3 separate regions of the Homo sapiens genome follow, and regions 1 and 2 are each linked to region 3. A link is an interaction called in ENCODE POLR2A ChIA-PET data of the cell type or tissue named here. Cell type or tissue: GM12878. All regions are shown on one strand. Links, peaks and the distances in the headings refer to the core of each region. The heading gives the core; the rest is flanking DNA. Region 1 overlaps PRLR (prolactin receptor). Region 2 has its middle 180 kb from the start of SPEF2. Region 3 has its middle 71 kb from the start of PRLR.

Evidence for each region. Peaks named below come from ENCODE experiments on the same cell type or tissue, not always from the same donor. Only the 100,000 strongest peaks of a DNase experiment are listed, where the experiment ranks them.
Region 1: POLR2A ChIA-PET joins it to region 3 with 6 read pairs; 2 of 35 experiments call an interaction of 5 or more read pairs at or near these places.
Region 2: POLR2A ChIA-PET joins it to region 3 with 5 read pairs; 1 of 35 experiments calls an interaction of 5 or more read pairs at or near these places.

What each region holds. Positions count from the first base shown.
Region 1 is chr5:35,134,624-35,139,623 of GRCh38, forward strand. All of the region lies in intron 1 of PRLR (prolactin receptor), which reads right to left. Among named protein-coding and RNA genes, the nearest start is that of AGXT2, 89 kb to the left of the region's middle. In GM12878, for the core only: no CTCF peak of the experiment used is centred there; no DNase peak of the experiment used is centred there.
Region 2 is chr5:35,431,253-35,442,460 of GRCh38, forward strand. No RefSeq gene overlaps it. Among named protein-coding and RNA genes, the nearest start is that of SPEF2, 180 kb to the right of the region's middle. In GM12878, for the core only: a CTCF peak has its summit at 5,384 (motif pointing left); a DNase peak (open chromatin) is centred at 5,322.
Region 3 is chr5:35,296,323-35,307,530 of GRCh38, forward strand. No RefSeq gene overlaps it. Among named protein-coding and RNA genes, the nearest start is that of PRLR, 71 kb to the left of the region's middle. In GM12878, for the core only: no CTCF peak of the experiment used is centred there; DNase peaks (open chromatin) are centred at 6,419 and 7,009; H3K27ac peaks cover 720 bases.

The sequences.
Region 1 (5,000 bases), core at 1-5,000, 170 kb before region 3:
TTAGAGCACAACCTCAATGAACTGGGATTTAATTTAATTAACTGAAAAATAAAAGGTGTCTTTTGTTACATTCTACTGGTGGAAAAGTAAAGTGGCAAGAAAGCAAGCAAGGATCAGGGCTTTATTAAAATCACCTCCTAGACAGTGAGTCTCCAGTGATGCACATTGGAATCATCTGAGAAACTTTAAAAACTACGGCTGTTTGGCTCCCATCCCTAGATGTTCTGATTTAATGGCGTGGGGTGCCGCCTGAGGGTTAAAATTCTAATGTGGAGCAAAGTTTGAGAACCACTGCTCTAGATATTTCCTGGTGCTGGTGTAACGCAGCCCAGTCATCTAAGCCATCTATAACATTGGACTGAGGAACATGTTTTTTTTCCCCTTTTAAATCTACTGACTGAAAGTAGAACAATCCATTCAAGGCTACATAAATAAAAATGTAATTTAATGTCATTTAGAGATTTGTGTTTTTTTTTTTTCTTAGAGAGTTCTATCCTGTTGCTTTTGAAATGAAGACTTAGGAAACAAATACTTCTTTATCATTCAGTCCGAAAAAGAAAATAATTCTGTCCTAGGGAAATCAGCTAAGGAAAAGGCATGAGGAAGGGAAAAAGAGACAGAGAAGGAATGCAGAGAGAACCAGGGCACAAGACACAAACCAGATCTCTCAGACCTGCCTCCTGTCCTGCTTCTCGACTTCCCCAGCACACGCATGTCCCACTGTCTTGTCCTCGCGGCCTCTCCACTCAGCGTGTACGCGTTGGCTTCTGGTGAGAGAGGAGGGGAGAAAAGGCAGCCAGAGGGAGACACAGCTGCCTCACCTTTGCTGAGCTGTTGGGTTTTATTGATCTGTTTTGTGTCTGCACTTCGGCCTGTTCTGTCCTGATTATGTCCACTGCTTTGAGTCCTGACCCTTATTTCTGGTCCCTGAGTTATTTTTTCCTCGTGGTTCTGCAAAACCTCCTCTTAGGCTTCTGAGGGTCTACATGTGTTTGCCACACCCTGGAGTTTCAGATTGACTCCAGTATCTTCCTGTCTTTCCAGGTGCTTTGTGGCTTCTCTAGCCAGAACCTAACCCTAGGGTTTTCTGACCATCTTTGTTAGACGCGGCAATCACGATGCCTGCCTCAGCCAGTGCCCGTCCTGAGGGAGCCTGCCTTGGGCAGCCATGTTTTGTTCTGGGTGACATTGACTCCCTACTGGCCTTCCTCATCCCATGGGGGACCTGACCAGAACCCAGGGCAGCTGTGGTGTGGGAAGGCCAGGGGCCTATGAGGTTGTCTGGTGGGAAAAGCTTTGTCCGAATAGGGGAGAGCAGGATAATCAGATTCCTTACCTTCGGAATTCGAACTGGGAAATATGGCCACGATAAGAAAGCAGCAATGTGAGAAGCAGCTGAGAAGTTATGAAGTAGAAAAACGGCAGTGTGGCAAAGAGAAGTGATGAATGAGCAGAAAATGTGAGGTAGGGAAATCATACGCAGAATGAACATAGAATACAACCTTTGAGAATTTGATGAAAGCTCCCTTCCCCAACAGGCAGAATAAATACATACACAATAACAGAATTGTGCAAGTTTGTGGACTCTCTGAGGCCCATGTATGAACCCATATAAGGTTCAAAAAAGCCAATTGAATTTCTTAGGTACAAGGTAAAGCCTTAGTTGGTGAAGGAAAAAGAGACGAGCAGCTTGGGAGGACAATCTCTAGAAGAGGCTTCCTCAGCCTCAGCACTGTGGACATTTTGGACTGGATAATATTTTGTCATAGGGGCTGTCCTGTGTACTGTAGGGTGCCTAGCAGCATCCATGGAGTCTACTCACCAGATGCCAGTAGCAACTCCCCAGTCATGACAATAAAAAGTGTCTCCAGACATTGCCAAATTCCCCTGGGAGGCAAAATTGCCCAGGAGAGAATCACTGCCCTAGAAGTTGACTGAGTCATGCATGGGAGAGGCAGCATCAGGGTGAAGACTCATCAACTGCAGCTGCAGAGGTCCTCAGATCTGGTTTCCCTTCCTTGAGAGGCCCAGTTCCTATTCGTTTCCTGTCTCTGCTACTGACTACCTCCGCCCACCCTCAACCTCACCGGCTCCCACTTTAGCTGGCTAGCCCACGTGAATCTCTACTTTTTACAGTGGTTCTCAAACTTCATCAGAATCACCTAGAAGGCTTGAAACATAGATTGCTAAGCTCCACCCCCAGTTTCTGATTCACAGTTCTGGGTTGGGGTCTGACATTTGGCATTTCTATTAAATTCCCACTCGATGTTTATGTTGCTGGTATCGAGTCCACACTTTGAGAACTATTGCCTTCCAGAAAGAAAAAGAAAAAAAAAAAAGCCTAGCTAATACTTTTTCCTGAGCTCCTCTAACAGAGGCAGATGAGTAGAAGGAGACAGAAAAAAAGAAAAAGTGATGCTTCAATAATGTCTGGTACTCTTCAATTTCTAATGCAGAATACTATCAGCAAACGTTTACTGAGGGTGAGGACGCATGCAATAACACTCTACTTTTTAATCCTTACAGCGACTCAGAGATAACAATAGACATTACGATCCTCATTCTACTCACAAAGAAAACAAGGCTTGGAGAAGGTTAGGGATTGGTCTAAAGACCACATGGGTTGTAAGTGACTGGACTGTAGTTTGAATCCAGGTCTGTTTAAATAAGTCTGAACTTTCTCCACTTTTTAAGACTTTTTTTTAAGCAGCATAACTTTCATTACCTTATAGAAAATCTCATGGAGGATCTCCAAACAGAAAAGAGATAAGAGGAGCTGAAAGGGTACCAGAAGGAGCATGCAGTGAGTTTCAGCCATTTGGCCTCCTGTCCTTTGTGGACATGCTGGAGGCATCACCAGAAAGGTCCAGCGTTCCTAGAAATCCAGTAAGAAAGTTCCTGTCTTACAAATTCTGTCTTCCCATTGGTTCATATATTTCAGAATAATCTCCTTTAACAAGGATATGGTTATCTGATTCATCTACACATTTGAGTGCATATCATGAAAGGTTATTCTCTGATGTCAAAGAAGCATTCAGTCATTAAATAACAAGGCAAGACAAGAAAAGAGATATGGAAATGACACTGTAGTGCTTGGGCTCTTTTAATGGAAGGACACATGCATTTTAGTGGGAATCAACCAGGAGGAAACATTCTTAAATATTAACGTGTTAAAATATTCACGAGGCTGAGGCAGGAGAATCGCTTGAACTCGGGAAGCAGATTCGCTTGAACCCGGGAAGCAGAGGTTGCAGTAAGCAGAGATGGCGCCATTGCACTCCAGCCTGGATGACAGAGCGAGACTCCATCTCAAAGCAAAATAAAGGGTTAAAATATTAAAATGTTTAATTTCATTAATTTCATTTTATAGACTGAAATAGCCATTTGTTCTTATACACACATACTTAAAGAGAGTATAGTTTGGAAAAAATGTTTAAAAATTTAGTGGTCCAGTCTGGCCTGGGTTAGGGCTAAATCTCAGGCTTGAGGCTTAGAGCTATTTGAAAATGTTCGACAAAAATTAGAAGGGCTGCATAGCTAAGAGCTAGAGATGAGCTATTTCAATTCTATGCGAGAATTCTTCAGTAAGAATGGCCTTTTAAAAGATACTTTGGAAGTTTCAGTTTTGCAAGATGAAAAGATTTCTGGAGATGGTTGCAAAACAATCCGATATACTTAACACTGCTGAACTGTACACTTAAGAATAGTTAAGACAGTAAATACTATGTTATGTGTATTTTACCACAATTAAAGAAAATGTCATCATGGTAAAACCACAACATTTTCATTGAGGAGATGGGCAGTCAGGAAGTTTTTTATTTTTTGATTTGTTTGCTGTTTTGTGATGGAATTGCTGTGGAGAGATTGGAATTTATGGAAAACAGGACATGCTTCAAAATGATGCACATTTTGGTTTCATTAGTCATGTGAAAGGCACAAGCCAGTGAGATTCAACTGTGTGATTGAGAAAAACACCCTGTGTAGAGAATCAAAAGGAAGAATATCTATATACTTATTCTGTCTTATTTTCCAGTTTCAAAGATTTAAACTTCATTTTGGTGAGGATACAATAGGGCACCAGTCAAAAACAATACATGGTTCACAGCAGGTTTCTGGATCATTCAGAAATTCTTCAAAGGACACTGTCACTGTTGGAGATTACTTTATTTCAATGCATCTAAGAAGCTATCAATTGTTTTATCTGCTGCCATTACTTTATTTACTACCAAGAAAAAAAATCTTCCAGTTAAATCATGATATGCCCAAAATTATAAGATGTATTCCAATTTCAAAGATAATAAAATGTATTTAAAAAGTTCTTGTCAGGGACTGAGGGGTAGGAGAAAGGACAGATATTGGTCAAAAGGTACAAAAAATAAGGAAAGAAAAAAATACATAGCTTTTTGAAATTTGATATGGGAGAGGGAATATTTTCCATGCAGTTAAAAGGTAAATTTTGTAGGCAGTTGAGCTATAGGAGGTTTGAATAAACATATTAGCCCTATAATTTTATTTTCTTTTTATTTTTTGAGATGGAGTCTCACTCTGTCATCCAGGCTGGAGTGCGGTGGTGCGATGTCGGCTCTTTGCAACCTCTGCCTCCTGGGTTCAAGTGATTCTCCTGCCTCAGCCTCCTGAGTAGCTGGGATTACAGTCGTGCGCCACCACACCCAGCTAATTTTTGTATTTTTAGTAGAGACAGGGTTTCACCATGTTGGCCAGGGCTGGTCTCAAACTCCTGACCTCAGCCTCCCAAAGTGCTGGGATTACAGGCGTGAGCTACTGCACCAGGCCAGCCCTACAATTTTCAACAAGTGCTAATAATAAAATGAATCCTGGTCAACAATTATAAACAAAGAAAAAAGTTCCTCTTAGAATTGAAGATGTGTGGTAGAAAGAAAAAACCCCACATACTATAAAATAATCCAGATACAAACATAAAAATAGGGATTTTCCTAGAAGACGACAGATGTAAGCACATACTTCAAATATTAAAAGGA
Region 2 (11,208 bases), core at 3,340-8,339, 130 kb after region 3:
CCAGGTAAGGCTTATTGATATGCCCAGGGCTGCTTTTAGTTATTTCTTTTGCCATTACAGAATGAATTATGGGAATAATCAGCTAGAAGAGCATGTCTTTCTTCTGTGGTTGCAATAACAAGAAGTAGGAGGGGGAGAAGGAAAAGGAGAAAGAGGAAGAAGGAGAGGAGGAGGAAGAAGAGGAGGAGAAGAAAAAGTGCCACTGCCAACCTAGTGAATCCGATAAAAGAGAAACTTCTGATAGATTGACATGAAAGAAAGCTGTCATTTAGGATCAATATCCTAAGTGTTTATTTAAATGCTTTATGGATGAGCTGTTGAGTCTTCTGCTCTTCTGGTGAAAGAATTAAAATCTAGCAATGTTTCCAGACTCCTTTTTGACTTGACTCTGATACCTACTATCAGGTGTGAGTGGGTTATTCATTTATTCTTTTTGGATCTCAGTTTTCTCATCTAAAGATAGAGAAAGTTGGCCTCCATCAGTAATTTTCCTTTGTCAGTATTGCATTTTTGGCTTTGTTAAAATAAAGCTTACAAAATCAGATACTGATAGAATTCCATCACTGGGCTTGCTTTAAAGAATGAATGAAACGACATGGGGAAGGTTCTTATACTTGGCAGATAGGAATTGGTTGATGAAGTAAGACCGCTAGATTGTGCTTGCTTCTCCCCTGATGCCCATGGTATTATCACCCCATGTGTCCTCTCACATACTAAATCAATGTTTTAAGCATGTGTCTGAAGGTCAGTGAGAAACCTAGTTCCCCTCCACAAATATCTGTGTGGATTGTTGGCCAGGGGAGGGGCAGGAGCACCGAGTCACCCCTCTGGTCTTTTCTCATGAAATGTTCTGATCTCATTGGATTCTCAATCCCTGTGTGTCTGCCTCAGCCACTGCTGCCCTACCTATGAGCTTGTGAATTTTCCTCAAAATGGAAACTGAACCCAATGCTTTCTTCACACATGCACATTATACCTAAACGCTCCATTCCTTTTCCCCCTTAAGTTCCATTAGTACAAAGCAATTGGACAAAGCCAGCTTTCAACTGAAGGTTTGGGCTAATGGAGGGAAATATCCACATATACTAGCACAACATGGTCACTAATTTAAGATGGAATATTAAACAACGCTGCTCTAAACCCACGGTCTTTCTCTGCCTCTGGGAATGTCTCGTAGGTAGGTTCCGATCCCTGAGGGTTTGCCTCCTCAGACCTTTCTCTCTCTCTTACCACCTTAGCCTTCAAACCTCCAAATTTCTCATAAATTAGAGTTTCATTTTCTACCCCCTACTCAGATTGAGCTCGGATGATCTGCTAAATGAGAACCAACTACATCACACCTCCACAGCACAAAACACAGGTAGAAGCTTTGAAATTACTGTTTCTCCTTCCATCTGATTACATTTTTAGGCTAAGCTCCCATCTCTGTAGACAATTTAGGGAAGAAGGAAAAGTAGAAAGGTATAAAACCAGTATAAGTTCTCTCCCTACTTTGAGAGAACGATTCCAGCATATGACTTTCTTTTCTACTTCCCAATATAAATATTATCATTGTCAGCTTTATCGTACTATTATCTATCCTGCTGACACCCAGCACTTAGATTAACAGTGCGCTATTCTGAAACAAGAGATGAGACCCTGCGTCCCTATACCCTGGCTCCTCAGTCTAACTTCACATGTCCCAGGCTGTCCCCTGGGTATTTCATTACGACCAAAAGGGCAGTTCTTCTTAAACCATGTGAGGAAGGAATACTTAAATTTTTTTTCCAATTTCTCAAGGACTGATAATTTTGTAAAATCAAAATAGATTACCAGAAAATAAAATTCAAAACAAAAGACATACAAATTCAATTCCCAGGTTTTTAAAATTATGAGATACAAAAGATAAAATAACTGTCAAATTGCTGTATAAGTTTCTAAATGCATACTCTTCATTTCTGTGCTCATCTTTGTGCAGATAGGTTAACAATGGTTCTTGGGATCAGTTGATTTCTGAGTTTATATCCAGCTCTAAAACTGTAACATTCTCCTGTGAAATCTTCATTCTCAGGTCTGACATGTAGAAACAGAACCACAGTAGGTGTGGACCTGCAAGCTAAAGGAAATTTAGTTGTGAAGCATCTTTCCAGCTTGCAACATTGTTATGAATTTATTTGCCACATTTAGCACTATGGTGTCACATTGATGTACAGTACCAGTGGCTCTTAAGCAGCACAGAAGCTAGATGACATTATTTCAATTCTTGCTAAAATGGTTTATTTCCCAGAGAACGTTGGGTTTTGTTTAATGTATTCTGGGCTCCAAGGCTAGACTCCTGTAATAAATTAGCATAGCCAGATTTGCTTTTATGGAATTCAGTTATTTCTTTTTTATTTCTTGAAAGCTGAGTAATTTTGAAAGTAATACAGAGTATAAAAAAGAGGCCAGGTGTGGTGGCTTATGCCTGTAATCCCAGTACTTGAGGAGGCTGAGGAGGGAGAATCACTTGAGGCCAGGAGTTTGAGACCAGCCTATGAAACAAAGTGAGATCCAATCTCTACGAAAACAAAACAAAAATCAGCAGGACATGGTGATGCGTCTGTAGTGCCAGTTGCTTGGGAGGCTGAGGCAAGGGATTGAAGCTGCAGTGAGCTATGACCATGTGCCACTGCACTCTAGCCCGGGCAACACAGCAAGACCCTGTCTCTTTTAAACAAACAAAAAATTAATTTAAGAAAACACAGAAAAAAAAAACTACAGCTACTTCTAGTGAATCTTCCTCATAAATCAACTATTTCCAAAAACTTAAAACAAGAGAGTATCTTCAACCTTGAGAGTTCTGGCATTTAACAGACTGTTGAGAGCTTTCTTCTTACTAGTGTATTTGTTGGCAGTAAGTACTAAGGTGGGAGGTGTAGGGCAGGGACTGACATTTCTGTTCTTTAGTGGGCATTAAATTCTTCAAGGAGTCTGTGGAGGCTTTTTTTGTGGTACCATCTCATCTTCCAAACTTGACCTCTTCCTTGTTCTTCAATTTCTACTCGCAAATTTTCCAGTGGTAGAAGAGTTGGAAGAAAAGAGAAAGATCTGGTTCAATTAAGACTGAGTAGAGCCTTGACACATTTCAATTCTTTCTTTTTAAAAAATTCACTTTAAATTCAATTTAACTGTCTAGCTTAGGTTTTCATTTTAAAAATGGACTTGGGGGCAGATGATTCCTAACTTCATTATAAATACTTTCAGACTTGCAATAATTTTATCCCATATTAGACTTCTTCAGCTTAAGTGAGAAACATAAATCTGGTTTATGCCTAACAACTTGTGTTTTGTAATGCTCCACAAAAGACCTTTTGATGAAGTAGATCAGGTTTAAGAAAAAAACCTCTTCCCCAGGATTTTAGTTCCTGCAATTCATCAGGTCTGCAGAAAAACTCAGAAAGTTCAATTGTGGATCAAGACTTAACATGTAGACCTCAACCGTTCTTTTTCTATTCTTTGCATCTCCCCAAGTGATCCATGTCTTTCTTAAACATGGTGCTTCAGATTAGCCACTCTATGCCTGTCAGATTCAGTTCAGTTCTCATTTGTTGACCTCCTACTGGGTGCTAGATGTTGTGTTAGGCATTGACAATATAAATTTGTCCCTTCCCTTGAGGATTTCATGGAACTTCATCTGTTTGTTAATTTTTGTCATTCAAGTTCTTATCCATGTCTGTAAAATACGTAAGTAATTCTCACCAAAAATCTATTTTTAAAAATCCATTGTTATTTTTGCCTGTTTTTATTAAGGATCTTAAAATACCAGAAGTTAAAATAATGATATCTTACTTAAGACAACTTTCTTGTCTCACATAGACTGGGTTGGGCATTTCTCTTATGCATGTTCATAGCACTTTGCTCAAATATAGCATAGTACATTTGCATATCTTTGTAAATGACCTCTTTCTCTGGCATCCTTACTAGACTATGAGCTTTCTGAAGACAGAACCTATGTCTTAGCCATCATTGAATCTTCAGGACCTAGAATATTTCCTAGCACACAGTAAGGCTCTATAAATTTTACTGAATTATTGAATAAATAAAAGAAAGAAAAGAAAACCTCCACTTATTTGGTCTTCAAGTAACTCATAGCTAAGCTGCTATTGAAAATAGGATCTTTATAAAGTCTGGCTATGTATTCATTCAACTGCCAGGAGTTTCATGTTGATTTATTAATGTGAAGAATCAAAGAGCTCTTTGAGACCAGCATCTCACCTAATTCACCTTTAACATGAGTTTCTTGGCTTTGAGCATATGATTGCAGCAATGTAGCTGTGACAAAATGCATATAGCATTAATATAAAGCATTAATATAAATCAATGTAAGCCCCCACACCATGCCACCCCACTGAAGCAGTTTTCTGTTGTATTTGAGACACCAAATATATAGAGTCACACTTCCTGGCTCTATCATATGTTACCTGCATGACCTTGGGAAAATGGCAATCATTTTGAGCCAGTTTCTTCATCTGCAAAATGGGATAACAAGAATTACCACATAGTGCTGTTGTGGTTGATGTTAAAAGATAAACTTACACATTAACATTTTAAAGAGCTTATTTAAGCAGATAGTGATTTAGGAATCAGGCAGCATCATACCACAGTTTAGGGCACCACTGAGAGGACCCAAGGGGAAACGTTTTGTAGGGTGTTCTTGGAAGTCAGACAAAGAGAACATTTGATGGGCTAAAATGGAAAGTCCCTAGTTAGAAGTTAGTTGGCAGTTTGTGATCCTTAATATTGCTGCTATAATTATGGTAATTTGTTGATTTTGCTTAAAAAATTAGATGATAACACATTTGAGCTTAAGCTTAATGGCTAAGCTTAAGTTTCCTTTTCATAGCTATGACCATTCACTCCAGGTTGGCTTTCAGTTACTTATGTTGGAACCCAAAGCGTGGGAGCCCTCTCAGCCTAATGGTCTCCCAATTACTATTATTTTTAACAGTAGTTAGAAGTTAGTATTTATAAAATGCTTAAAACACCGTCTTGCACATAAGTGCTTAATTAATGTTAGCCATTGTGAAAGAAGATGTTTACATTGCTCTGTAAAGACATTTATTTTGCAATTACTGAACATCAAAGGAAACACTTACTGGAATTTGTTCTTCACTTACAAATGTATAATTCTTACTAACTGCAATTCTCTGTAGCTCAGCTGTAGATTCTTCAAAGGAAATATAAATGCAAAACTCTATATGCTGCTTAGGGTGGCAGCGGAATTGGAAAATGGTTTTCCTTAGTGATCATAACAATTTCAATCAATGTCTGGTGGTTACATCTGAGTCAGCCGCACGATTTCATTGAGAACAGAGGTAGCTTGAACCTTCATAACTGGTATTATTGTTCACAAGCAAGCTCCCTCTGCTGCCCCCTAAAGACCAGATCATATAATTTCTGAAGGGTATTATTCTCTGACCTATATTTTCTTCTATTTTTTAAGGTATGCCAACACAATTCATTTTCGATTAAGCTAAGCACCATGGCAATAACTAAATAAGTACTATTAGATACACTGGATTTCATTTACCTTTAGGATAATTTCTAAAATGCTTCAGTGTTTGATATCTAGTAAAAAATTAAGACTTCCCTAAGTTCTCTGAATTCATACCATTTGACATACAACTATCCGACAGTACTGAAAAGCATTAACTGCATCTAGACCCAAAAACAAGCTAAAAATGGTAGAGGAAATTTTACATTTGCCAAAACATAAAATACAAAATTGAGAATGAGCTGCTTGTGTGTTCTCAACAAATAAGGAATTTTTTGACTCGCTCTAAAAAACAAGTTTTCATGATTGCAGTTACTGAATTTTTTGGGAAATAATTGCTGGTTATTTTGTCACATTTCCTATTGAGTTCAAATGTGCTTTCATCTATTTTTTAAGCAAAATCAGTAAATTACCATAATTGTAACAGCAATATTAAGGATCCCACAATGCCAATGGGTGTAAAGAATCCGATTCATAGCAGATTTCAATTACCATAATTCTGTTGCAATTCTCAAGGTCCATCCTTCCTTTAGTAACTTTCTTCCAAAAGAAATCTTTGTAAAGGAGAAACACTAAACTTCTTGGGGATTCACAACAAATAAAGCCATCACTCTTTTGATATGGGGGCGCATGTGCTTATTTCTTATGTAATTGGCTGAGTTTACCCTGGAGCAGATTTACTGAAGTACTCACCCACCAACATCTAAGTCAAAAAGGTTTTGAATGGCTCTTACTGTCTAACTTTTCATTTTATGGATTGCTAGATGCTGGACAGTCTCTTTTATTTGCTACAAAGGCCTAGAATTTCTTTTTCCTTAAAGTATTATGTGCTGGGTTTTTAAAAAATTGTATTGAAATACTACCTCTCCGCAGTCTCTGATATGATTAATAGGATCCAGAGCCTATTCATTTGCTGTTTGTTTTTAGCTTTAGGAAATGCACTGCTGCTCCCATTTTCTCTTCATAATATTTTCAATGGACCATGAGACTTATTGAAGAAGAAATGTAGTGACTCATACAGCCACTTGATGATAGTATATAAAAGATTCCAGACTAGAGCGGAGTGTACACATTTCTGCAACTCGGAGATCATGGTTGTCTGTCTTGTCTCCTAAAAACTGAAAGTAATTTCAACTACCACATGTATACCGCTAAACTTGCAAATAGGCAGGCTATTATGAGGTTCAAAGTTGATATTTTTTCAAAGAGATTTTTAATATTATAAATAAAAATCATAACCAGTGTTACCTTTAATACATTAATATCATATTGCTAGTTTGTCTAATACCGTACTGGGGTTTAGAAATTTGCATGCAGAACTTCTATGAAATCTTTCCTTTTGAATAGTGGAGAACTTCCATGAAATCTTTCCTTTTGAATAGCAATAGAACTATTGTAAACAATGCTATTAATTTCTGAAATGGGTGCCATATTAATTTTGTATTGTTGCTGTAACCAATTATCACAAATTTCGCAGCTTAAAACAACACAAATTTATTCTTACAGTTCTCAAGATATCAACAAGTTATATTCCTTCCTAGAAGATCTAGAGGAGAACCATTTTCTTCCTTTTTTCAACCTCAAAAGGCTGCTTGCATTCTTTGGTTCATAGTCTTCTTTCTCCATCTTAAAAGCCAGCAATACTACTTTTCTCTGACAATCCTCCCATAGTCACATTTCCCTCTGACCACATCTCCCTCTGACCACATCTCCCTCAACCAGGAAATATTCTGTAATGTTAAGGACCCATGTGGTTAGATTTGGCCCACCAGGAATCCTGTACGATCTTTCATCTTAAGTTCTGCAACATAACCACATCTTTAAAGTCCTTTTTTGCCTGTAAGGTAACATGTTCACAGGATATAAGAATTAAGACATGGACATCTTTGGGGAGCAATTATTTTGCCTACTATGGATATTATTTTCATCACTAGGAAAAATTGAAGCACAATGTGTAATTGCCTAATGGGTACTTCCTGCATGCTACACAGACAAAACCAATTCACTGAGACCATGGTATTGCAGTAAAGAAAGAGTTCAATTGACACAAAGCTGGTCACATGAAAGATGGAGTTATTACTCAAATCAGTCTCTCTGACTGCTCAGAGGTTAGGGGATTTTCAAGGATAGTTTGGTGGGCAGGGTGCTAGGGAATGAAGAATGTGGAATAGTTGAGAATGAAACCATAGAGGTGTGGAAAACGGTTCTTGTGAGCTAACTCAGCCTCTGAGTAGAGGCCACAGGACTAGTTGAGGCATGAGTCGCCATCTGGGTGGAGTCAGCTGGTCTCAGAAATGCAGTAGTCTGAAAAGATCTCTCAAAAGTCTAATCATAGATTCTACAATAGTGATGTTATTTACAGGAGTAATTGGGGAAGTTACAAATCTTGTTTCCTCCAGAACAATTGCTGGTTATCATTTAACGATCCCTGCATCTTAGCAGAATGCAGGTCCCTCTCATAGCCCTAACCTGGTGGTTTTTCATTAGTTTTACACAGGCGGCTTAGTTTTGGGAAGGACCATTATCATCCTTGCTTTCAGATTAAACTATAAAGTAAATTCCTCCCAAAGTTAGCTTGGCTTATGCCCAGGAATGACCAAAGACAGCTTAGAGATCAGAAAATGGATGGAGTCAACTATGTAAAATTTCTCTTACTTAATTTCGCAAAAGCAGTTTCAATTGCATACACAATATGGTCTCTAACAGTAAATAAATAACAGTAAACCTATTATTTCTATTGACTTTCTTCAAATCCTCAACTCCGTAGTTTCCTTTCCACTAAAAAACAGAGGACTAGAAAGGCATATTAAAATTACTTAGATTCATATTAAGAAGTCTTAAAATAACTGTGATTGGTGTGTGTGTGTGTGTGTGTGTGTGTGTTTTCTCAGAGATGATTCGAATATTTTCTCTTTCAAAATATCTTCCTTTGTGACTGTACTCTTTATTAGCTGGAGCTGATTCAAATAATCATAGAATGGATGCTGGTGTCTGATCTGCTTTTCTCCTGACTCTCAATTTCCCACCATGACTATTACCGTATCTCATTAATCATCAGGATAGAACACCTCAGGTTGTTAAGCTCTAAATGCATTCTGACAACTCTCAGAGATGATCTGGCACTGAATGTGAGAAAACAGATGACCATATTCAGAACTAATGGTTGGTTGAATACTTTATTTGTAACCATTAGACTAAGTTACTTTTCGTAAGTACATAGGTCTCAGTGCTCCATTCTCAGTGCTCCCCAACTCCTGACATCCCCAAATAGAGAATGTTGTCATAAACACCAGATGAAGAAGGAGAACCTGCACTTCCTAAGATCAAGCAGGCCGACCTCTAAGAAATGCCAAATCATGCACCTTACCTTGGCTAAATATGCCTCACTCTTTACACAGGACTTTGTTTTTAAGCAATCCTCACAACAATTTTGTAATGTAGGCATAATCCTCCCCCACCACCAGAACTTCAGAAGAATTGAGTAAAGTATCCAAGATCCACAGCTAAAAAGCATTAGAGTTCACTTGATTTCAATAAAAAAATTACAAGGCATGTTTTGGCCTGTTAAGGCAAGAAAAAAACAGTCTGAAGAGACAAAGCACTTACCAAACTCAGATGTGACATAGATGCTAGAATTATATAGGTTAGAAACTTGGATCTACATAAGGAAAGGAAGAACATTAGAGAAGGAATAAGTGAAGGCAAAATAAAATCTAAATTTTTTATTATTCGTAATGCTTCTAAAAGATGTATGTTTGTTGAAGCAATAATAGTAGCAATGTATTGGGTGATTAGAGCATATGAAGTACTGAAAATGAATGACAGCAATGGACAGAAAAGAGGAACTGGGAATACTACATAACTGTTCGAATGGCTAAAATTCACAATACTGACAGTACCAATTCCTGGTGAAGATGCAGAGCAACAGAAACTCTCCCTCATTGTTGATGGGAATGCAGAATGTTATGGCCATTTTGGAAGACAGTTTAGCAGTTTCTTATAAAGTTAAACATACTCTACCATACCACCAATTCCCTTCTTAGGTATTTATCCAACTGATTTGCAAACGTATGTAAACACAAAAACCCTCATGTGAATGTTTATAGTAGCTTTAGTCATGATTGTGAAGAGCTGGAAGTATCCAAGATGTCCTTCGGTAGTGAAGAGTTAAACAATCTGTGGCACAGCCATACAATGGAATACTACTTGGTAATAAAAAGAAATAAACTACCAAGCCACAAAAAGATGTGGATGAATTTGAAGTGCATATTGCTAAGTGAAAGAAGGCAGTTTGAAAAGGCTGCATATTCTATAATTCCATTAGTATGGGAAACTGGAAAGGCAAAATTATAGAGATAATAAACATATCAGTGGTCACTAGGATTTGGGGGTAGGGAGGTTAATAGCACAGGGGATTTTCTAGGACAGTGAAACTATTCTCATATAATGCTGTAATGATAGATATATGACATGCATTTATCAAAACACAGAACCTTCCAGCACAAGGAGTAAACCTTAAGGGATGCAAATAAAAGAAAAAGTTTAGGAGGTTGGGGAATCCAAAGATGGAAGAATGCAGAATGTGACAAGATAATCTAACTGTATTACAAATGTACAAAATAACCTCACTAAAGGGGAGGGGATGAAATGGTGCTGACCTAAGTGACTTTGGAAACGAGTGGAATCTGTAAGATAAAAAGCAAAAGAAACTATAAATAAGCAGTGTACTCTAGTAAATAGAGTTTCTTCCCATGAGGGTATGGGTTTACAATTCTGAAACCACTATATGTGTACACTGGAAATGAACAATAAAGTAAATTTATGGCAGATGTTGGAAGACCAGTTTCTCACAGTTGGAATGTGAGGCTTATAGATAAGCAAGAGGAGCAGGAAACTAGAACAATCGATGTAGCAATGGATTAGAGTTGGAAATATCAGTATAAACTCATTCTTAGCTTAATATAAATATACTGGCTAAATATATACTTATTTATAGACATACATATATACATGTATTAGTATACACACATATTTTTCTTTCTCTTAGCTGAGAGGGCCTGGAAGGAATGAACATACTTAGCACCCAGAACTTGGTTACTAACACTAGATAAACACAAATTTAAAAACTGAGATCTCTTTGGAGAAATGGCTGATTCTATACTGGCAGAAAATATAAAAGATAAGCTTTGAACATCTTGAAGTGGCAGAAAGTAAGGAAGTGCTAAAAGCATAAAGCCAAAACTAACAAAAAACCAAAATGACATAGGAGCCAGCTGAAAGAGTTCCCACTGGACAAAGCTAGAACAATCTGAGCAGCAACATAAAGTACTATTGAATTATAACTCACACTATAAAATCAATATCCATGAGTCCACACTTACTTAAATAAATAATTGGACGGGTAAGTAAGTAAATGGGGAAAGAATAGAAAAATTTCCCATACAGAAGAATTCCAAATAATTTGTTTTTATAGATACTTGGCCTTCAAGGAGATGAAGCATTAGAGCATAACTCCTCATTCCTTAAGTGTGAGCTATGCTTTGTGAGTTCCTTCCAAAGAGTATGGTATGGAGAAGGAAAAGAAAGAGTAAATTTACAGTGGAGAAGCCTTACAGACACTGCCTGATTCAGCTGATCAAGGTCAACATCAACAAGTCATGTCAGTAGTATGTACTCTTGATATGATGTGATGAAAA
Region 3 (11,208 bases), core at 3,355-8,354:
TGTGGTATCTTTTGAAGATTTAAAGTTCTAAATTTTAATACAGTAAAATTTATTAATATTTTTCTGTGTGGATTAGGCCTTTTGTTTCTTAATAAATGTTTCCCTAAAGTAAATATATATATATTCCCCTATTTTTAATTATAGTACCGTGTAGTCTGTAGGGTTTTTTTCATGTTAAATCTTAAATCCACATGGAATTGATTTTATACATTGTTCCCAACTGTTTCAGCACTGTTTGCTGTTATAATCCATTATTTTCTCCCTTATCTGTAGGTCACAATTATTTTTTCATAAATCATTTACATTTTACATGGGCTTGTTTCTGGCTTTTCTGATATATTGTATTCTATTGATTCTATTTATTCAACCTTGTGTTGGGACTCACTATCTTAACTGTAGATTTATAATATGCCTTCGTGGCTGGCAGAAGTGTATTGGCTAATTTGGGTCTTATCTCTTTCATATTAATTTTAGGATCAGGTTGGCAATTTTCAAGAAACAATCTATCAAGATGGATCATAACTGCTATGAATTTATTTAGAGAGTACTGATAATTTTATGATATTGAGTCCTTCTATCAAGGTCATGGTGCTTATATCTTTTCATTTGTCTACTGTCTTTTACAAAATTTTATATTTTTTATCAGGCCTTGAGTATTTTTGTTAGAATTATTCCTAAGTATACCATGTTACTGTTATTGGGATTAATACCTAATACTTAAAGTTACCTTTTTAAAATGATTATTGCTGGAATATAAACATGCCAATAGTTTTGGTACGTTGCTTTTGTATTAAGCAAACTAACTAAACTCTCTTATTTACTCTAATAAGTTATCCTTAGATTTTTGAATTTTGTACGTAGACAATTTTACAATCTGCAAATAATGATAGCTTTGTTTTTATATCTCTAATCCTTCTTCTTGTTTTACTGTCTAGACTTTTTAGAACCTCCATATAATTAGTGATATATAGAATCTTTACATTGTTGCCAGTCTTAAAGGAAATGCTTTTAACATTTAATCGTTAATAATTATGTTTGCTGTGTCTTGTTTTGTTTTTTACTTGTTTGTCTTTTTGTAGATGTCTTTTAATGAGTTGTATCAATTTGCTAGTGCTGCCAAAACAAAGTTTCACAGGCTGGATGACTTAAACAACAGGAATTTGTTTTCTTATTGTTCTGGAGTGGAGATGTTCAAGATCAAGGTGTTGACAGGGTTAATTTTATTCTGTGGCCTCTCTCCTTGGCTTGTAGAAGACCATCTTCCTGCTAGTATCCTCAGTCTGTACTCTGTATGTGTCTATGTCTTAATCTCTTCTTATAAAGACACCAGTCATATTGGATTAGGGCCTGTCCTAAAGACCACATTTTAACTTAATTACTTCTTTAAATTATTAATTTCCAAATATGGTTACATTCTGAGGTCCTGGAGGTTAGGACTTCAACATACAAATTCAAGACGGAATACAAGTCAACCTGTAACAAAGGTTAATAGCATATGAGCTGGAATTCTGAAGAGTATTGAATGAAAGAAAATTTATATAGGCATAGACAGAGCTAGGGCAATGAATAGCGTATGGTAAAGCACGTAATAGGAAGCTGTTTATCTTTTCTAGACCTGCTGTTACTATACTAGTGAGAGCTGGACTTGGAACAAGGGACTGTCTAGTAGGAGTTGTAGTTATATAGCCTGAGCTGCAGCATTCATCAGGGAAGGGAGGAAATACCCTGACTTTCTTCTCATCTCTTCCCACCCTTGAATTTCTTGCTCACATGCAGCTAAGGGTAAGGCACCTAAGTGATGCAGCCCTTAGGGGTTGGACTCCCAGATGCCAGATCAAGGGAGAGGTAGGCAGAGGATAGATCTGCAAGGCAAAAAGGAAATAAAGAGCACCTCTCCAATTCCTAATGTGCTGAGAGATTTTATTGCAAATGAATTTTCATTTTATTGAATGCTTTTTAAAATATCTTTAAAAAATAACCATTTAATACAGTGAATTACAAATAATTTAACATAGTGAATTACAAATAATTAGTTTCCTGTTTTCCTAGGACAAATCCCAATTGGTCATGAAAAATTATCTTTCATATTATTACTGGTTTTGGTGTGCTGATATTTTACGCAGAATTTTCCCACCTGTATTCATGAGTGAGACTGGCCTTGTAATTTTCTTTCTTGTACTACTCTTTGAATTTGATGACAAGGTTAGGTTGGCCTCATAACATGATTTGGGGGATTTTGTTTTTCTTTTTTATTTTCAGGAAGATTTTGTGTAAGCCTGGAATTATCTGTCTCTTGAATGACAGGACTGGCAGTAAAGCTATGTGGACCTAGTAATTTTGTGTGTGTGAGAAAGATTTTACCTACCAATCAATTTTTTTTACACATTGTAGAAATATTTCTTTTTAAATGAATTTCAATAAGTTGTATTTTTTTCAAAAAATTTATCCATTTCAGCCAAAGTTAATCCATTTCTGACAAAAGTCTTTCACTATGTTCTTTTATTTTCTGTTAATTTCTATAGCACCTTTTATCATGTCCCCTTTTTCATTTCTAACACTGTTTACTTGTGCTTAACCTTTTTTTTTCTTCTCTTAATTAATATTTCCAAAGTTTGTCTCTTTTACTGGGCTTTTAAAGATTCAATTTCTGGCATTGCTGATATCGCTGTTATGTCTGTGTTTTTAATTTCACTAATTTCTGGTCTTACCTCTAATTTTTATTTCCCTCTTTCTTTGGATATATTCTCCTGTGTTTTTTTCTGTAAACTATTTTATGAGATGTTTGTAACTCATTAATTTTGAGAATTCGTTTCTGATGTGAACATATAGGCTGTAAGTTTCTCTCTCCAAGTGCAGCTTTAGGTTTAATGAACACATTTTTCTGTTTGTGATTTTTTTAAAAATTATTTTTAGATGTTACTAAGATGTCTTTTTAAATATCAATTAAATAGAATTATGTGTGTTTTTCAAATTTCCAAATAAAGGTTATTATTTGTTAGTTAATTTTTTATTGATTTTTTAATTCAATTGCCTTGTAGCGAGAAAATGTGATCTGTGGAATAGCCAATCTTTAGAATTTATTAATATTACCTGTATAGTCTAACATATGGCTAATTTTTGTAAGTGTTCAATATATGCTTAAGAAAAATGTGTATTCTCAAATTGTTGGGTACAACAAATTAGTTGAGATTTAAAATTTTTCTTTTAAATAATCTATATCTTTTAGATTTTTTTGTCTGCTTGATCTTTAGATTGCTAATATAAATGTTTTCAAATCTCTTGTTATGTTTGTGAATTTGTCAATATCTTTAGCTCAGGAACATGTCGCTCTGCATATTTTGAATTTATATCCTTATGTACACACAAACTTAGGAATTTTACATCATGTTTCAGTGAATGTCTTTATTTATAGCAATGCTTTTTTGCCTTGAGGTCCATTTTGTATAATTATTCAGTTAATTATTACCTGGCAATTTTTTTCATCCTTGAACCTTTAATATTTCTGTTTCCTTAAATAATAGGTGTGTCTCTTATTAATAACATGCAGCTGAATTTCTAAAACCATTTACTTGAGGCCTTTGAGGAATCGTCACACTGTCTTTCACAATGGCTGAACTAATTTACACCCCCACCAACAGTGTGTAAGCATTCCTTTTTCTCCACAACCTCACGAGCATCTGTTATTTTTGGCCTTTTTGATAATAACCATTCTGACTGGTGTGAGATGGAATCTCTTTGTGGTTTCAATTTGCATTTCTCTAATGATCAGTGATGTTGAGCTTTTATTCATATAATTGTTGCCTCCATGCATGTCTTCTTTTGAAAAGTGTTCGTTCATGTCCTTTGCCCACTTTTTATGGGATGGTTTGTTTTTTCTTGAAAATTTGTTTAAGTTCCTTATAGATGCTGCATATTAGACCTCTGGCAGATGTATAGTTTGTGAAAATTTTCTCCTGCTCTGTAGGTTGTCTGTTTACTCTGTTGATGGTTTCCTTTGCTGTGAAGAAGCAGCACTATTCACAATACCAAAGACATGGAATCAACCTAAATGTCCATCAATAGTAGACTGGATAAAGAAAATGTGGTACACCATGGAATACTATGCAGCCATAATAAAGAACAAGATCATGTCCTTTGCAAGGATATGGATGGAACTGGAGGCCATTAACCTTAGCAAACTAGCACAGGAACAGAAAACCAAATACTGCATGTCCTCACTTATAAGCTACATGATGAGAACACATGAACACATAGAGGGGAACAACACACACTGGGGCCTTTTGGAGGGTGGAGGGTGGGAGGAGGGAGAGGATCAAGAAAAAGAACTAATGGATACTGGGCTTGATGCTTGGGTGATGAAATAATCTATACAGTAAACCCCCATGACACAAATTTACCTATGTAACAAACCTGCACCTGTATCCCTGAACTTAAAAGAAAAAAAAAACCCACTTACTGAAATTTAATCTACATTCTACATACAGTAATATGCATAAATCATAGATATGTCACTTAATGAATCTTTACCTACTGGATTCAGTTGTGTAACCAAAACATTGATGGAGAAAGAAAATCTCACTACCTCCCAGATTCCCGTCCTTCTAGTTTCTACATTTTCTTCCTCCTCCTTCCTCCCTCCCTATTTCCTCTTCCTTCCTCCTCCCTACACCATCTTTATCTCTAAACTATGAATTTGTTTTGCCTGTTTGTTGTGCTTCATGTAAATGGAATCATACACTAGGTTGTCTTTTGTGTCTACCTTCTTTCACTCAACATGATGTTTAAGAGACTCACCCATATTGTTGCATGTAGTTGTAGATTTTTCATTCTCATTGCTGCATAGAATTCTCTTGTATAAAATAAACAATAATTTATTTTTCCATTGTACTGTGGAATAGGTGTTTGAGAAGTTTCCAGTTTTTGGCTATTTTGCATACACTACTCAGAACACTTGAGTACATGACTTTCTATCAAGTAGAATTTCTGTTGGGTACATATGAGGAGTTAACTTGTATTATTTCTTTTGAATACTTATATAATGGAGTCAATTTCTATCAGCTTACCAGGTGTCTCCTACTTGTATCACTTTTTTTCTAATTTTCCCCCCACTCCTTCCTTGCCTTGTTTTCAATTCAGTTCCCCCCCACCTCTCACACCTCTGCCTCCAACTCCACACATTTTCTTTCCTCTGTTTGTTTGGAATTTATATGTTCTATATTCACCCTTTATTTGGTTACCTTGGCTACTTTAACCAGGTTAATACTTACTCAATACAATAAAGTCTGTCTTTACCTTTCTTTTGAGTAATATAAACACAAACTCTCATGATCTCCCTATGCAATTTACAAACTCCTACTGTGAAGTATTTTCATTTTGGCCTGTGTTTTATCTACTGTGTATTAGATATTTTTATTGGTTTGTGTGCTGTCAATAATTGCTTGGTATTATCCATATATCTTTGTTTATTGTTTCTTTCTTTCCTTTTTGTATCACAGACTTTCCTTCTAGCATAATTTCCTTGACCTTAAAATGCATTCCTTAAGATTTCTGTAAAGAAGTCTTTCTAGGCCGAGTTGGGTGGATCACGAGGTCAGGAGATCGAGACCATCCTGGCTAACACAGTGAAACCCCGTCTCTACTAAAAATACAAAAAATTAGCCGGGCAAGGTGGCAGGCGCCTGTAGTCCCAGCTACTCGGGAGGCTGAGGCGGGAGGCTGGGGCAGGCGAATGGCGTGAACCCTAAGGGGGCGGAGCCTGCAGTGAGCCGAGATCGCGCCAGTGCACTCCAGCCTGGGCAACAGCGAGACTCCGTCTCAAAAAAAAAAAAAGAAGTCTTTCTGCGGTGAACTCCCTAGCTTAATGATTGTGTGAAAATGCCATTATTTTCCTCTCATTTCTGAAAGTTAAATTTGCTGGGTGTCTGGTTCTTGTTTGCCAAGAATTTTGTCACAGCAGTTGAAATAACTCAGGGACATATGTTAGGATATTATCTTTAGTTTTTACAGGGAAAGCAACTATCTTTGGACTTCAACTTTTGTGACTACTGTTTTAGGCTATTACCTTCTTGCTTAACAAGTTACTTATTTACTTTTTAGGGGCTACTTAGCTATCTGGATTTTTTTTTTGAAGGAACTCAGGATTTTCTTTTTTTTCTATAGGCCCCTAAAGAGGGGTGTTTCTGTTCCATCTTAATCATAAAACATAAATTTAAAACACAATTTATGTGAAAGCCATCTTGAAAAACTAAATTCTTTTTGGAGATTTCTTCTTCATCTGGAACTCAATTTGAGAAAGGCAAGTTCCCACACTGTCCTCTTTTGAATGTCTACATTTATTTCTTGTTTCACTCAACACTGAGAGTGTCACCCTTTGAGGTTCCAGGCTTATGTGAAACTCTTTTCTTAGATTCAGTTAAGTTTTCCCATCTTCTGTACCCTGTACATGGTGCAGATAATCAAGCCCAAGGGGAAACCCTAAGTCTCTGTGGTGTGAATGAGTTTTCTCTGTGCAGCAGGCAGGAGGAAACTGTCTATAATTAAATTAGGGTAGCATTTTTTCTCAATATCAATGCAATGAAATGACTGAATTTAAACCTGTACTTTTATACCTGATACCAAAACCAAATATTCAAATGTTCTTTGAAATGAACTTGTCAATAAATGATGTATTTATCTTCATTGGTTTAAAGCACATTAATGCATCTGCCTATCTAATTATCTGTGGAAAGTCATTTTTAATGTCCTTATATATTATATAGGTCAATTAGGTAATCTTTTAAAATCTGGAGTATTTTTATTTAATCACATTGAATAATTTTCATTGTAAAAAGACATGATTCAAACAATTTGTAATATGGTTCACAGGATTATGTAGAGCAATGAAACGTGTCTGAGAACTAAAACAGGGTTGAACATTGCTGTACTTGACAGTCCCCAGCTGAACCAGTTAGAACTTTTCTCTGACAGGCAGAAATTGAGAAGCAGGGCCAGGCATGTATCCAGTCAGAAGAAGCAGGAGGGGTGGGGAGAGTCACAGAGTCATCCCAAAGGTGGAAAATGAAACTGCCTTCTGTGCATGCCCGCAATGAGAGAACTCAGTCAACAAGACAACTCAGTTGCTAGAACTGCATGGATTGCACTGTATCTTGATAAATTCTCCTGTTCCCCCAAAACTTTATTTTCCATGTGGGTGAGCAGTAGGAATTGGGGGACTAGTTAAGCATCTGCCACTCCTATCTTCCTTATTTCTATTCTTTTTTTTTTTTTTTTTTTTTTTTTTTTTGAGGCAGAGTCTTGCTCTGTCACCCAGGTTGGAGTGCAGTGGTGCAGTCTCAGCTCACTGCAACCTCCACCTCCCAGGTTCAAGCGATTCTCCTGCCTCAGCCTCCTGAGTAACTGGGACTACAGGCACGCCCCACCACGCCCAGCTTATTTTTTAGTAGAGACAGGGTTTCACTGTGTTAGCCAGGATGGGCTCGATCTCCTGACCTCGTGATCCACCCGCCTTGGCCTCCTAAAATGTTGGGATTACAGGCATGAGCCACCACCCCTGGCCCCTTATTTCTAATCTTTACAATAGACCACCATTACTTTAATTTAACCCAAATGTGTCTTTCTTATTTTATTTTACTTTATTTTATTTTATTTTATTTTATTTTATTTTATTTTATTTTAGGAGTCTCACTCTGTTGCCCAAGCTGGAGTGCAGTGGCGTGATCTCGGCTCACTGCAAGCTCTGCCTCCTGGGTTCACGCCATTCTCCTGCCTCAGCCTCCTGAGTAGCTGGGACTACAGGTGCCCGCCACCACGCCTGTCTAATTTTTTGTATTTTTAGTAGAGACGGGGTTTCACCATGTTAGCCAGGATGGTCTTGATCTCCTGACCTTGTGATCCACCCGCCTCGGCCTCCCAAAGTGCTGGGATTGCAGGCGTGACAAACGTGTCTTTCTTTTTTGTAAATTTAAGAATAGTTCAGGAGAGGTTAAAAGAATGAGATTTATGTAGAAAGTTTAAAAGAATCCAGAGAAAAGAAAAGTCATGAGAAAACAGGATTGCTGGCAGCCTGTATTGTTTAGTGCATTACTTAATATATTGCTTAGCCAAAAGGAAGGACATTTCTTTGGGAATACCAGGCACTTGACATGAAAATGTTGTTAACCTGGACAACAGAGTTGTCTTCTTAAGCCAAAATGATGTTTAATAAGACCCAAAGGGAGGAGAAAGACCTATTAAGTCTTCTACCCAAACAGCACCGTGCAGTAGCAATTGCTTCCAGCTTTCTGTATGTGATCCAGATTTACTAAAACTTTTCATATCTCTGTCATGTAAATATAGTCTGTTAAAGCTGCCTGCCTGAACTGTTTTTTCACCTCTTTCCAAATCCTCTGTGAAATATTCAGCTGTTTGCCAATGTGGAGATCAGCTAGGCTCTGTTGGGGCTCAGAAAGCAGTACCCCAAAGACAGGGACTTTGACATCCTGAGAGACCTTAGAAGCTGCCTCAGAATCGAGGTCACTGTAACCTTGTCTCGCCTCCCCAACTTCTCCACTAAGCACTGAGACAGATTTTCTGGAATTTCCTAATGTGAAATTTCCTTATCCTTATTTCCAAAAGAAATGGAATTGTCTTAAGACCCCCTCCCTAGGGATCTCATCGAATAACCGGTAAAGGTCAACCACCAGAGAAGAGAAGAGACTGGGAGTAACCACCACACCCAGATGGAATTTTCGTCTGTTCTCCAAGAGATTACCTGACACGTTTTATCTGCACAATAAGACAACCCTTGTTCCTGTGTAAGTCTGCCCCTCGCCTTCCCATAACGTCTGTTTCCCACTTCTTAGATCCATACATCTGTCCTTCTTTGAAGAGAGTATTTAAGCATCAACCAACTGACCCTCTTTGTATTCACATTTTGTATAACTTCTGTGCCCAGGTATGCACATATTCATGATAAATTTGCTATGCTTTTCCCTTGTTAACCTGTGGGTGTTTTTGTTTGTTTGTTTGTTTGTTTTTGCTATAGTGGTGTCAGCCATGACTCTTTGCCATAGGGAGAAAAGAGATCATTCCCTTTCCACTTCTGTTCTCATTAGAGGTCGCCAACACATTTGTAAAAGTTTCAGTTTGTGCTTTCAGGATAGAATAGGCAGGACAAACAGAATTTCCTTCTTCACAAAAGGCTTACTGTTTACATTTTTTTCTATATTCCATACCCTACTACATGAACTATAAGAACAGGTTTTCCTTTGTGCTAATGGAAGATATAGTTTTGGAACAAGACTGCAATGAGTGTTTAGTTAGGTCAATAAGAAAAGCCAATATGAAAAGTGTCTCTGTTTTTTTTTTTTAACAGTCTGTCTAAATAGAATTTTCAATGTTTAATGGCTAGAACTGCCTTTTAATAATTGGTGGAGATTAAGAATTTGGTTAGCAGTCATTTCCCCATGGGCAATGGCACACAGAATCTCATTCCCAGAACTGGGTGTTTGCATGAACCTCAAAGATGTGGGCTCATCAGACAAGAAAATGAAGGAAACATCGTGAGTCAAATTGGCTGTATGCCACTTTTGTTATGGAGTGGGACTCAGGTGTTAGGGTGTTTGTAGTTTGAAACTTTTCTCACTTGAGAAAACAGAAGTTTCTTCCAAATGTTAGAAACTCAGCTTGTTAGACAAGTGCTGTTCAATAGAAATATAATGTGATCTACATATGTAGCTTCATATTTTCTGAAAGCCACAAATAAAGCTAAAAGAAACAGGATAAATTAATTTTTAATAATACCTTTTATTTACTGTAATATATATTAAATATAATTTCTTTTTAAAAAATTTTATTTTTGAGACATAGTCTTGCTCTGTTGCCCAGGCTGGAGTACAGTGGCGCCATCTTGGCTTACTGCAACCTCTGCCTCCCGGGTTCAAGCGATTCTCCTACTTCAGCCTCCCGAATAGCTGGCATTACAGGTGTGCACCACCAAGCCCAGCTAATTTTTGTATTTTTAGTAGAGACAGGGTTTCACCATGTTGGCCAGGCTGGTCTTGAACTCCTGACCTCAAGTGATCCTCCTGCCTTGGCCTCCCAAAGTGCTGAGATTACAGGCATGTGTCACAGTGCCTGGCCTCATTTCAATGTGTAATTAATATAAAAACTTGAATGAGATATTTTACACTCCTTGTTCTAAGTCTTCAAAATCCAGGGTGTATTTTACACTTACAGAATGTCTCCATTCTGCCTAGCCACATCGCAAGTGTTCAGTAGGCACATGTGGCCAGTATTTACCAGGTTAGACAGTGCCTTTTCAGCCCTGAACTAAAGACCTTTTCTCCCACTGGTTCCAGAGGAATCCTGATGGTCTAGGTTTCCTTCCCCCAGTGAGATCTCCAGTTCACTGCAAGAATACAACCTACCCCTCTGATATAAGTAATGAGTTTCCTGCTCAGATGGAGGCAAAGGACTAAGGTTAGAGAACTGTCGGGGGCAGCCAGGCCAGTAAAACTGGATGACTTCAGTATGAAAGATGTCAGAAGACCATAGCCAGTGGGCAGAATAAATATGCACATGTTTACTTTGGAGCTATGTTCTTTTCAGCTTTTGAAATTCCTCTGCCCAGCTTCTGACAACCTGCCTGGGCCACTGTGCTAGACTTCCCATATATCTGAAAACACATGTGTATTCTCCTTGGGGCTCTCTGCTGTGTGTGAATCTGTCAGATTTGACCTGCCTTAGCTTGATTTTCTGATTTTTTTTTTTTTTTGGCTGTATCCCTACTGTCTTATATTACAACCTCAACTCTTGCTGAATCTTGGCTTCTTGGGTCAGATTTCTGATAACCTGAGACAGTCTCTGGCCAATTCCCATAAAGCCTATATTAGTACAGCCCACCCATTTTCTAGTCAGGTTGATACAACACAGGAGACAAGTATAGATAATTATGCTTATTAGGTTAAACAATCTGAAAGCCTTTAAGTTAAAATGGCTTAAACAAGATAGAAGTCTCTTGTGTAATATGAGAAGTAGGTGGTACAGGGCTGGTATAGTGGCTGTACTCCATGAGGTTGTCAGAAATTTATTTGTGGCTCTACTATCCCCAGAGTATTGCCTTTGCCCACTTGATCTAATATGATTTTGCACCAGGATTATTTTCAAGAGCAATATAAAGGCAGGGAGAGCAAAAGGGCAAGACTTGTGCTTCAAGGACACAATTTGGAA